Regions from separate parts of the Homo sapiens genome. Here region 1 is linked to region 2. The links are chromatin contacts, found by Hi-C in ENCODE. All regions are on one chromosome and are shown on one strand. Each heading gives the region's core, a stretch centred on a gene start or an enhancer-like site at or near the end of the contact. The rest is flanking DNA. Distances are from core to core; before and after follow the strand shown.

What was found. Hi-C counts contacts between places; a loop is a spot of excess contacts on that map.
Region 1: a loop to region 2 is called in a map with no recorded cell type, with 8 times the contacts of the local background. The contact joins the enhancer-like site here to the promoter of POMC in region 2. A Hi-C loop is called at or near these places in 1 of 37 single-sample maps with no recorded cell type.

Annotation. Positions count from the first base shown.
Region 1 is chr2:25,818,214-25,825,197 of GRCh38, forward strand. All of the region lies in intron 3 of ASXL2 (ASXL transcriptional regulator 2), which reads right to left. It also overlaps the pseudogene PTGES3P2. Among named protein-coding and RNA genes, the nearest start is that of ASXL2, 57 kb to the right of the region's middle. RefSeq lists an enhancer at 4,161-4,220. Within about 2 kb of position 4,123, at least 15 of the 41 ENCODE cell types and tissues checked have a DNase peak (open chromatin) inside an H3K27ac peak, as active enhancers do.
Region 2 is chr2:25,164,993-25,170,344 of GRCh38, forward strand. It overlaps POMC (proopiomelanocortin), which reads right to left and starts at 3,588. Exons shown (of 3, transcript NM_000939.4): 1 at 3,506-3,588. RefSeq lists a promoter at 3,462-4,274, cis regulatory regions at 3,613-3,625, 3,691-3,864, 3,865-3,890 and an enhancer at 3,685-3,704.

The DNA of each region.
Region 1 (6,984 bases), core at 2,873-5,372, 650 kb after region 2:
TAAAAATCCATGCTGGGCCACGCAGTGGCTCACGCCTGTAATTCCAGCACTTTGGGAGGCCAAGACAGGTGGATCACTTGATGTCAGGAGATCGAGATCAGCCTGGCCAAAATGGCGAAACCCCGTCTCTACTAAAAATACAAAAAACTTAGCTGGGCATGGTGGCGGGCACCTGTAATCCCAGCTACTCGGGAGGCTGAGGCAGGAGAACTGCTTGAACCTGGGAGGTAGAGGTTGCAGTAAGCCGAGATCATGCCACTGTACTCCAGCCTGGGCGACTGAGTGAGAGCTCATCTCAAAAAAAGAGAAACCCATGCTAAAGACTTCTCTAAATGCTGTTCTTGGAGGAATTAAATTGCTACTTACCCTAAAGCAATAAATGACTATAGCAGAAATAACCCAAAGAATAAGAATCCATGAGGTCATGCTAAGAATAAATGAACAAATCAACGAGTGGGGGAGAATTCCTCACAGTAAAATTCCAACAAAAAATATATATATATACCAAGATTGACAGAATTAGAAAATCACCATATGCGGCAACAGTGATAGGAAGTTTCAGGTAAGATTAGTGGATGCTGTGGTAGACAGACCTAAAAAGGCTTCCAGTAATCCCTGCTTTGTGTACTCATGGCCCTACATAATTCCTTCCCCTGTAGTGTGGGTAGGGCCTGTAATCAGCTTCTAATAATCAAAAAAGAACAAAGGTAAAGGGTCTCACATAAGTGACTATTTCACATATGACTGCAGTGTCCTCGCTTGATGACTCTTCCTTGCTGGCTTTGAGGAAGCATGTGGCCATGTTGGGGAAGGCCACAGAACTCAGGACAGCCTCTAGCCAAATGCCAGCTAAGAATCCAGACCCTCAATCTGATAACCCACAAGGATTGAATCTTTCCAACAACCACATGAGCTTGGAAGCTGATCATTCCCCAATCAAGTCTTCAGGTAAAAACTCAGCCCTGACCAACGCTCTGCTGCATTGCCGAGGATCAGGTAAAGCCGTGCTCAGACTCCTGACACATAGAAACTGAGATAATAAATGCACTGTTTTAAGCTGCTAAATCTGTGATAATATTGTTAAGCAGCAATAGATTAATAACATGCTAAAATTAGTGGGCAAAGGTACAATGAGAAACAAGATGTTTACAGAGTCTCAGAGTATCTTCACCCCAAAATACTTACTAATTACAAAGGGGAAAAATGGTATCTTTACAGTGAAGAAACAGTAGACATTGCATAAACCAAGTAATCACAGTTACCATCACTAATACTGTGGTACACTGAAATCATGGAATCCAGATATATTATGGTAAAAATGTCCTATCGATCCTGTGACACTCCTGCCAAAACTGCACAACTTAAATCTAATCATAATTAAACAGCAGAAATAAAAATTGAGAAACAATCTGCAAAACAGCTGGCCTGCACTAAAAAAAATGTCTAGTCATGAAAGATAAAGACTGAAGTACAATTCCAGATTAAAGAAGAGTAAAGATACATGAAAACTAAATGCAAATACAACATGTGATCCTGGATTAGGACATCAGTGGGAGAATTACCAAATCTGGATAAAGTCTGATTAGATAATATTGTGCCAATGTAGATTTCCTATTAACTATTTTACCCTGTAGTTAAAGAATGTACTTGCCTTTAGAAAATATATTCTGAAGTTTGCTTGCTTGACTGACTTATTTATTTATTTATTTATTTTTAGACAGGATCTTGCTCTGTCCCCCAGGCTAGAGTGCAGTGGTGCAATCATAGCTCACTGCAGCCTTGAACTCCTGGGCTCAAATTTAATTCTCCTGCCTCCACCTCTAGAGTAGTTGGGACTACAAGTGTGCACCACGATACCTGGCTAATTATTTTATTTTATTATTGTATAGAGACGGGCTCGCTTTGTTGCCCAGGTTGGTCTTGAACTCCTGCACTCAAGCAATCCTCCCACCTCAGCTCCCGAAGTGCTGAGATTATAGGTGTGAACCACTGCATCAAGCCTACTCTGAAGTATTTAAAAGTGAATGGGGCATTATGTCTACAATTTATCCTCAGACATCTCAGAAACACAAATTAGACAGATGTTAACATCTGGAGAATCCAGATAAAGTTTATATAAGAATTCTTTGTACTACCTTTGCAACTTTTCTAAGTCTGCAATATACCATATAAAGTTAAATAAATGTATATGATTTTTAAAAAAGTAAGTATATGAGAAAAGTCTATACAACAATTTGGACCAATGAAAAGAAAGAAGTACTGATCAATGCTACAAACATGATGGAATTTGGAGTTTATGATTACATATTATATGATTCCATTTATATGAATGTCCAGATATGGCCAAACTTACAGAGACAGAAAGTAGATTACAGGCTGTTAGGAGGAGCCAGCATTACCCGTATCCAGTATGAGAGATCTCACTGGAGTGATGAAAACATTCTAAAACCGGATTATGGTGATAATAGCACAACTCAGTAAATTTACTTAAAACCATTGAACTGTGCACTGAAAACAGGTGGAGTTTCTGGCCTGGTGTGGTGACTGGCCCAAAATCCTAACACTTTGGGAGGCTGAGGTGGGAGGATCGCTTGAGCCCGGAAATTTGAGACCAGCCTGGGAAACATATGGAGAACTTGTCTCTACAAAAAATGTAAAAATTAAGAAATCAGGCCAGGCGCGGTGGCTCACGCCTGTAATCCTAGCACACTGGGAGGCCTAGGCGGGCGGATCACCTGAGGTCAGGAGTTCGAGACCAGCCTGACCAACATGGAGAAATCCCATGGAGAAACCCCGTCTCTACTAAAAACACAAAATTAGCCGGGCATGGAGGCACATGCCCATAATCCCAGCTACTCAGGAGGCTGAGGCAGGAGAACAGCTTGAACCCGGGAGATGGAGGTTGCAGTGAGCCAAGATCGCGCCACTGCACTCCAGTCTGGGCAACAAGAGCAAGACTCCGTCTCAAAAAGAAAAAATCAAAAAAATAAATAAATAGCCAGGTGTGGTGGTGTGTTCCCATAGTCCCAACTACTCCAGAAGCTGAGATGAGAGGATCCCTTGTGCCCAGGAGTTCAAGGCTGCAGTGAGCTATGACTGTACCACTGCACTCCAGCCTGGGTGACAGAGCAAGACCCTGTCAGGAAAGAAAGAAAAAGGGGAAAGGGAAAGGAAAGGAGGGAAAAAAAAAAAGGAAAATGAGGTGGAATTTGGAGTTTATGGCATGTAAACTACACCTCAATAAAGTTGTTTTTAAAAAAATATGCGGGGCTGGGCGTGGTGGCTCACGCCTATAATCCCAGCACTTTGGGAGGCCACAGCGAGCAGATCACTCGAGGTCAGGAGTTGGAAACCAGCCTGACCAACATGGTGAACCACCGTTGAAACATGAGCCACTGCCTGGCCTGTTCCCATATTTTCTATGAACACGTATATATTCTCCCAGGGTCCCAGGGTCAAATAAAACAAAATGTATCCAGAAAACAAAGCACTTGATCACTTGACTAACCAAAGGAAAAGAAAACCATTCCAAAACAAACACCATAAATATCCACTTATCAAATAAGAAGCAGCAAGAAAATGAAAACACTGGGGCAACTTATGTCTCTCTGCTTTATTTAGAGTGTTCATCTTTCTGCTGTTTCTGGACCTGCACTATGATGGACGGACACTAATGAATGGATTCAATATGGCACAAACTGATCTACCATGTAAAGAGTACAATAATGCCACTGACACTCCTAGAACAACTCCTGCTTATGATGCAATGAGTTGCAAGTAATTCAGGTTATCTGGCGAACTAAAGATTTAATGGACTGAATCTCACTGGCAAGAAGCCTATCAACATTAATACTAAAAATTGAGTTGGCGAGAAGAATTCATCTTCCACCTTCACACAGAAATTTTGAAAGCCCAAAAATGATAATAAAAGGTAAAAGAAACTTGTAGATAATAAAAGGTAAAAGTAACTCTTTACTCTGCAAGGTTTTCTCTACATAAAAATTTAACAGTAAGTCCTCGGGCCCCTTTTCCTACACTTTTCTCTTCTCCCCGACCGGAGGGGCCGCTCTTTCTGCGCGGTGCATTCTGGGGACCGAGGTGGAGCCCGCCGCTGCCGCCATCGCCTGAGGGAAGCGAGAAGAGGCCGCGACCGGGAGAAAACGCAGAGTCGTCACCGGAGAGAAGTCGACTCCCTAGCAGCAGTCGACGCCAGAGGGCCGCCCACCTGTTCGCCCGTCCCCCTGCCCTGTTCACAATGCAGCCTGCTTCTGCAAAGTGGTACTATCGAAGGGACTATGTCTTCACTGAATTCTGTGAACACAGTAAGGATGTTCATGTAAATTTTGAAAAATCCAAACTTAACATTCAGTTGTCTCAGAGGAAGTGATAATTTTAAGTATTTAAATGAAGTTGATCTTTTTCACAGTATTGATCCTAATGATTCCAAGCATAAAAAAAACGGACAGATCAATTGTATGTTGTTTACGAAAAGGAGAATCTGGCCAGTCATAGCCAAGGTTAACAAAAGGAAGGGCAAAACTCAATTGGCTTAGTGTGGACTTCAGTAATTGGAAACACTGGGAAGATGGTTCAGATGAAGACAGGTCTAATTTTGATCGTTTCTCTGAGATGATGAACAACATGGGTGGTGAAGAGGATGCAGATTGACCAGAAGTAGATGGAGCAGGTGATGATTCACAAGACAGCGATGATGAAAAAATGCCAGATCGGGAGTAAGGAATACTGTCATCACCTGGATTTTGGGAAAGAAAAATAACTTCTCTGCAAGATTTCACAATTGAGAGAATTCCTAAGTTGACAGCTCTAAAGGCAGATGCTGTATTTGCCTACTTTGACCCATTTTTCAGCCTGCTTGTTTTTTTAAAAGGCTTCACTAAGGGTTGATATGTACCATTGTATGGGGCAATTTTAAGTCAGCTAAGGCAATAACCTTATGCATGAACATTTCCTAGATTTTCATGAAGCTGTTGAGTGAGGTCCTAGGCAATTGATGCAGCAGTTGTGATAAATAAAAACATCTCACCACCTAAGTCTCCTTTTCTTCATAACATAGATACTGACATGATAGGAAGCTCTCAGCTTACGGAAAGAGAACTAAATTTTAGATTATAGAACATGGATTCAAAAATGGCTGGAACAAATTGGCTGACACCTTACTGGTAACCTGCTATTCCTCTGGTGTTATCCTTCAGGATTGTTCCAAGTTTATTTTTCAAAATATTTACTTCACATTATTCTATATAAGTGATTACTTGTCAGTATTCACATGTATCTTAGCTAAAACTAGAGAATGCCCTAATTTAGATGGTTTTTGAAGCCTGTATATTTGGTATTGTTTGACCCTTAGGTGTTTTTACATCTCTTAGCACGGAAGATGAAGAAAGCTGTACATTGTTGTTTGTTTAAGAGTCTGTACATTTAGACCAGATTTGTATCTGCACTGTCAGTATGGCAAATGAGTGAAAAACGTTTAATACAGTATTGGATTTCTTTCTTTTTTTTTTTTTCAGCTTATACCAGGGCTTAAAACCTCAATTTATGTTCATGACAGTGGGGATTTTTCTTGATGTCCACATTCTTTCTAATAAACTGTTGGAAGACTTCTTGGCTGTCCTTTTAAGTGTCTGGCTTACTGTAATTTTTATGTATTTACCACTTACTGGAATGGAGTTTTTATTTTTAATTGAGGAAAAATTTGGGATTATTTCTCTGTTTGAAAAAAGAGGCTTGCTGTAATGTCATAGGAAACCTTTTTAAAGTGGATCTGTAATAGAATATTGTAGATGCACTTTGCAGCAATTGGAAAAGAAAGTGTTGTGATTTGATTGAAATAAAACTAAATGTGTTGTCCTCCTCTAAAATATATATAGCAATAATTAGTAGTTATGCTGAAATTAATAATTTGAAACTATGTTTATGTACTGAAAGGATACATTTATAATGCTGTTTTGAACTAAAGGTTTCAATATAAAAGAAAAAAATACAAATATAAAATCAAATAATAATACTAAAACTCCATAAACTCAGGAAAAAAAATATGGAAAAGAAGCTGTCTTGATTTCTCATTCATTTAATATTTACAAAGGACCTATCATATAGCAACACGGTAGTATGTGCAGGTGGTATAAAAGATGAAGTGGAAGTTTCCATAAGAAAGAAGTACTCATTCTTACATTTTAATGTAAAAATAACTGAACTGGAGCTGAGCTGAGCCAAATGACAGTCTCTTTACTAGTGTGCACGTACACACACACACACACACACAATTTGCCTCCAGAAAAATTCAGCAAATAGATAGAAGTTTAAAATGTACACTATCTAAAAACTGTTAGCCATATTTGCAATTTTGCTATCAATTCAAGAATCGAACAAAATCAGAAACTCAGGTTTAGAGCTTGTTTTCTAATTTGTCAGTCTCCAACCCCGTGGTTTACAAATAACAGTATATTCAACTGTAAATGCAGTAGCACTTGTAGCAAAATTATGATTCTTAATGTTTCCTAATTATGTATTTTTTTAAAAAGAGATCTCTTCCCAAAATTAACTGGTAACTTTTCCGGTAACTAATGATGTCTAATTTCCCCACTGAGCATCATGACATTTTCACTATTCTTTCTTTCATTCTTAGTTTCTTTCTGGGGCTCAAAGACACATGTAAATGAAGTCCAGAATAAAGGTCATTAAGTATACATGGCCCATCAACTTTCAAAGTTAAAAGTCTCAGCTTTAGCTTGCTTTGTCTTGTCTATAATCCTTCTCATTCTAAAGGCTCTTGCCAAAACTCTAAAACTTACTTGTTTTACCAATTCTGAATCATTGCATTGTGAGCAGAAGTTAATAAAAATCACATTCTTATCCTTCACTTTCTTAACCACCCATCACTGTCTAGATTTTAAATTTAACAAGGTAAAATGAACATTAACCTTCCTGAAAAAGTTAAAGGCATACCTCTGCTCATTCTCT
Region 2 (5,352 bases), core at 2,338-4,837:
GTAAACTGTGACCATTTCCCTGTTATCTTCTATTTAAACGAGACCCCTAAAAAGGTTAAGGCTGGAAGCTATTTTGGGGATTGCTTGGTTCAGCCCTTCCCATGAGAGATGGGAAAATTGAAGCCCAAAGAGAGACAATTACTTTAATGTCCATGACAAGGTAAGGCTAAGCTCCTAACAGAGAACTTTCCTATTTCACTACATTAAGCTGTAGTTCTAACATGCAAGATCTCAGGAGTGAAAGTAACTTGGGAAAAACGGAGGACCCTGAAACTCCTGCTCAAGATGGTCTTTTCCCTTTTTATTCCACCAGGATCCTATCATTCCTCTGAAACTCTATTTCCTATGAATATTAGGTTGACAGAAAAGCAAATAAAACCACTGGCCAATTTAGGCAGCATTTCGAGCAGCCTGATTTGATGTCCTGCACACAAATTACTCTGGTGATCACTATTACCCAGACTCCAGTAACTTTGGAGAGCTTCGTTTTTAAAGCAGATCTCAGTTCTTTGAAATCTGGCTCATCTTCTGGACACGTCACGTGTCAGATGTCTTGTTCTCTAGAGCTCTCAAATGTGGTCTGAAATGGCAGGATTTGAAGAGGATGCAGATGTGGAGGGGAAAGAGACCAGAAGGGAATTACCTCCTGGTGGAACAGCCACTGCAGATACTTTTGGAGAATCCAGCAAGTGCCTGTGGGCAGAAGCTGAGGTCAAGACACCAGGGGACAGTAAGGAGGGGGCATCCATGGTGCCCCTAGCCCCCTGTACCCACCCCTCTCTCCAGCACTACCCTCGCACTGCCAAATTTCCCTTAACCAGGTGGGCCCCCTGAAGCCACCTCGAGGCCGGAGATCAGCTCACCGCCAACCCTACAATCATTTTGGATTTCAGAAGATCTTCTCAGCCAGCTGCTAGAAAGAAATGTAATTAGATGAGAAAAGTAATTCACATTAAAGCGTGGATGACTAAGTGTCTTGTCACTCCTAATGAACGCTGGCATTTTAAAATAAGTTTGCCTAAAATAAATCTCTCATTTGGGGAGGCGTGGGCCAAATCTTTTTTATATAGGGGAGGCTTTGGAAGTGAAAGTCCTCTGAAGCGCTGATTTCTACTTCAGGAGGCCACTTCCTTCTCTCTACCCCACCCTCGCCCTATTCCCCAGGCGCTGGGCCTGCACGGTGCTAGCTTCTGAAGGGTTGCCGGGCAAGGCTGAGCATTTTCAGAGCAGCCATTAGATGGCACTGGCAGCCAGTGACTGGCCCAGGTGCGCTTCGGCTAAAGGGGCAACTGAACGAGCTTTGGTCAACCTTGGTGTCCTCTCCTGGCTCCAAGGGACAGGCTGTTCCCATTGTACCCTGCCAGTGATCTATTCAAGTACACAGCCAGAACTTGGTGGACCAGGCAATTAGATTAAAGCTCCAAGTTGACCATAGCACATTTAGCTCTGAAAAATGCCCAGATGTTACAGTCACAGAAAAATGGTAGTTACGTATGTCACCAAATGCAAATGTAAAGTAACATATTAGTAAAGGAAAAAACAAAATCTTACAGGTCTGATAGTTCCCTCAATTATATTTCAATTCTTGTCAAAGATAACTACTCTGGAGTGATTTCCATTTGCTAGAAGCAATGACTTCAGGCCTTCCTGGAAAGCCCCAGAGAGCATTTCCCCTCCTTATGCCCTATGTGCTGTGTTGTACAATGTGGTAACATATTCACTCCCACCCTCTCAGAGCTTATATTCTGTTGCTAAACTGGTTAGATGGCTGCTATTGCTAAAACTTCAGATTCTTCCCTGAAAGATGGTCTTGTGTTTGTATTGTATATTTTGCTTATGTGTATGTGTATTTGCTTATGTGTATTTTCAGTTCTCTACAATGAACAAATAGTACCTTTTGTGTCATTTTTAAAGCAACAAATTATTGGGGAAATATCAAATGTTGTGCTTTTTTAAGTAGGGAAAGTATTATAATCCAAAAATGGAAAGCTCTGGAAAAATAGAAACTTGAAATTTGCTCATCCTGAGATTAACTTTATAGTAGAACTACACTTATTAGAACTTCATAGGTGTGAGGGGCTCTCTATGAGCTCAACAAATCATTTTGCTTGTTACTGTAAAACTGCACGCTGGCCATGACCTTTTGTAAAGATTAGAGGAGCACAGGGGCCGAGTTTTGTCCTTACACCATGACATACATGCATCGAGTCCTATAACAAAAGCATCAAAGGAACAGTAAGTCATTAAAGTGGCCATAATCTGTGCAGAGTTTATAAACTGACACACACACAAAAAAAATCCACACACACTTTTATTTTCCTTGGCTCCTTCCAGCCATTCTGTAAGAACCCTCCCTGCCCCATTTAAACATGAAGAATTTGGGGAATCCAAATGCCAAGTGGACTGTCTCTCCTTCGCTGGAAACGCCCCTTACCTGAGCCTTGATCATTCCAAATGGCTGCCCGTGCCCTCAACCCAGGATCTGCGCCATAAACCGTCCACCCCGGTTCTGTTGAGGGCATCCGAAACTAGACAGTGCGTTTCAGGATCTAGGACAGCTCCCGCCCCGGCCACCTGTTTTTAACCCCAGCTAGGTCTTGGAGAGAAGAGACCCAACTATTCTGCATTGTAATTGACCCAGTTATCATGTAATTATCATAGCGCGGCCACCTCGGGTGCGCTAAGGTGGGCAAGGAAACAAGGATTCAGGGGTCTGAATCCGAAAAAATCCGGAAGGCAGGGCGTTCATTATGACTTTTATCCTTTTCTCTGCTGCCCCGTTTCCAACATTAATTTGCGATAGCGTGTATGGAATTTGACTTTCAAGATGTGACACCTATCCTGGAAACTGGGAGCAAGAGATACTAAAAGACCGGGCTGGCCGGGGGCGGTGGCTCGCGCCTGTAATGCCAGAACTTTGGGGGGCCAAGGCGGGCGGATCACCTGTTGTCGGGAGTTTGAGACCAGCCTGACCAACATGGAGAAACTCCGTCTCTACTAAAAATACAAAAATTAGCCGGGCGTGGTGGCGCATGCCTGTAATCCCAGCTACTCGGGAGGCTGAAGCAGGAGAATCGCTTGAACCCGGGAGGCGAAGGTTGCGGTGAGCAGAGATCACCCCTTTGCTCTCCAGCATGGGCAACAAGAGCGAAACTCCGTCTCAAAAAAAAAAAAAAAGACCGGGTTGTCCCAAGACCTCCTAGCAAGCTCTCGGAGCCTCCGGACCGCCGCGAGCCCCTGGGGGAGAGGAGGCCGCCGGCTCCCTGGAGACAGCGCCTGCAGCTTCGCGGCCGTCCGCCCAGGGGCCGGACGTGGGCCCTCCAGCTCAGCTACTGGCGGCTTCTCATGCCGCAGTCGGCGCAGAAAGTTTGTCGAGAACTCGGGACCGCGGAGAGCCAGAGGCGCCCAGGTCCGCCTTCGGAGCCGGAGCCGGCCGACTGCATCGCGAGGACGGGGACAGGGGATCCCGGGGAAAGAGCACGGGTCCCCCACGCTGCGCCCTTACCTGTCTCGGGAGGCTGCTCTCTGAGGGCGGGGACGCTCGGCGGCCTCTCTCGGTCGCGGCTCTTCTTCCCCTCCTTCGCCGCCGCTTGGTCCCGCGCTCCTCTGTCCTTATATACTTGCCGAGCTCTCCTGGTGGGCGCGGGACTTTGACCTTCCCGGCAGCACAAGGAGCAGCTCCCCGGGCCAGGGGAAGGGGGGCCGCGGGGCGTGGGAGGGGGGCTTCCAGACGGGGGACGAGCGCGGGGAGACGCGCTGGAAAGGGGCTGGAATTAGCACTGTCCTGCCGAAGGCGCACCTGGCCGCTCGCCCTCAGGAAGAACTTAATTATGGATGGCGTTGGGTCTCCGCTTAGAACGGGCGGGAGGCTTAGCACCCCCGTGTGGGGCAGGCCGGGCAGCCTCTGAGGTCGTTGAGGCGAGGGTGAAGTTACCTGCGTGCGTGCTGGGGCTGGCATCTGCCTGGTTCGCATTTGGCGGTAAATATCACCGTCTGCACACGGGGAGGCCTCCGATTTCCCCATTGTTTGGAAACTGTGATGTGGAAGTCGTGGGGAATCATATTCTCTCTGTTCCACTTTGGGGAGGGGAGGAGGGAGCAGAAGTCAGGAGCCGTCTTGTGGGTGTGAAGGTGAGTTGCACTGCTCCCCTGGGGCCTGCTCTCCAAGGGCCTGGTTTAGGGGAGGCTCCCTTCCGTGTCCCAAGCCTCAAGGAAAAAGTCCTGTTAACCTAAACCATTAAATGGGGAGAGGGTGATGCTGTGAAGAGCAGCTGAAGTGCTTTCCCTGTGGCCTCTGATCCCTCCCTTTGCCATGAGCTGGCAGGGTGGTCTGGGGACTCAGACAATTTTCAACATCCCCCTTGGCCCTGGAGTTCTGGCTTGGCTTTAGTTCCAAATATCAGACCAGAGAGAAGAGTACAGCACTCAAACCAAGCTAAGAGACTCTACCTTAACCTGGAGTAAATAAACAAAACCAAATTGTGCGATGTGGTGGGTGTGGGAGGGAGTATTGGGACTAAACTGGACTTCAAATCAAGACACTTGCTTAATCTGCCAAATGCCAGAACTTTCCTGATTCCCCATGAGATGCTCTTTTGGACTCCAGGACTCTCTTGTGGATTCAGCTTTTCTGGTGACATTGGCTTTACATTCAGCAATCCTTTCCCTTTGGACCACAAGAGAGATCCAAGCTCCGTCACAGTAGACAAGGTGCTTCATCACCCGGCTTTGGCCCCTTTCCAGGGCCATTTCCCAGTTCTCCACCTTGCATCCTGGCACTTCAGCATCCACAACATTCACACTGCTAGAACATGGCTTTCTTGGGTCTCCATTGTCCAAGCTGTTCCCCCAACTAGAACATCCTTCCTCTCTCCAGCCATCCAGGAGCTTGACTCACATCAAGATGTAGCCCATCCATCAGCCCCTGTTCTCTGAAGCCCTCTTTGGCCACTTTTCCTACCAGGGGCATGAGGCATGACCTCCTCTGCCTTCCACAGAAGTCCATCCCCATCTTGTCAGTGCAAGTGGCTTGCACTAATTCACTTCTGTCCCCATTTTTTTAATCTTCCATCCACCCCACGACCACCATCAGGTTTGTAAACTCTTTCAAGCAGATGGTGGTTTTGCCTTATTTTACTTTGTGTTATTTTTGTAACTTCAGGAGGCTGCTGGTGGCAGCAGATAAAACAAACCAGGAAAAATCCAAATGGACCCAACTTCTTTAACTGGGTTCCTTCTTTCTTTTCTTCTCTCTCTCTCTCATTCTGTTTGTTTGTTTTTGAATTAGGGTCTCACTCTGTTGCCCAGGCTGGAATGCAGCAGTGTGAACACTGCTCACTGCAGCCTCCACCT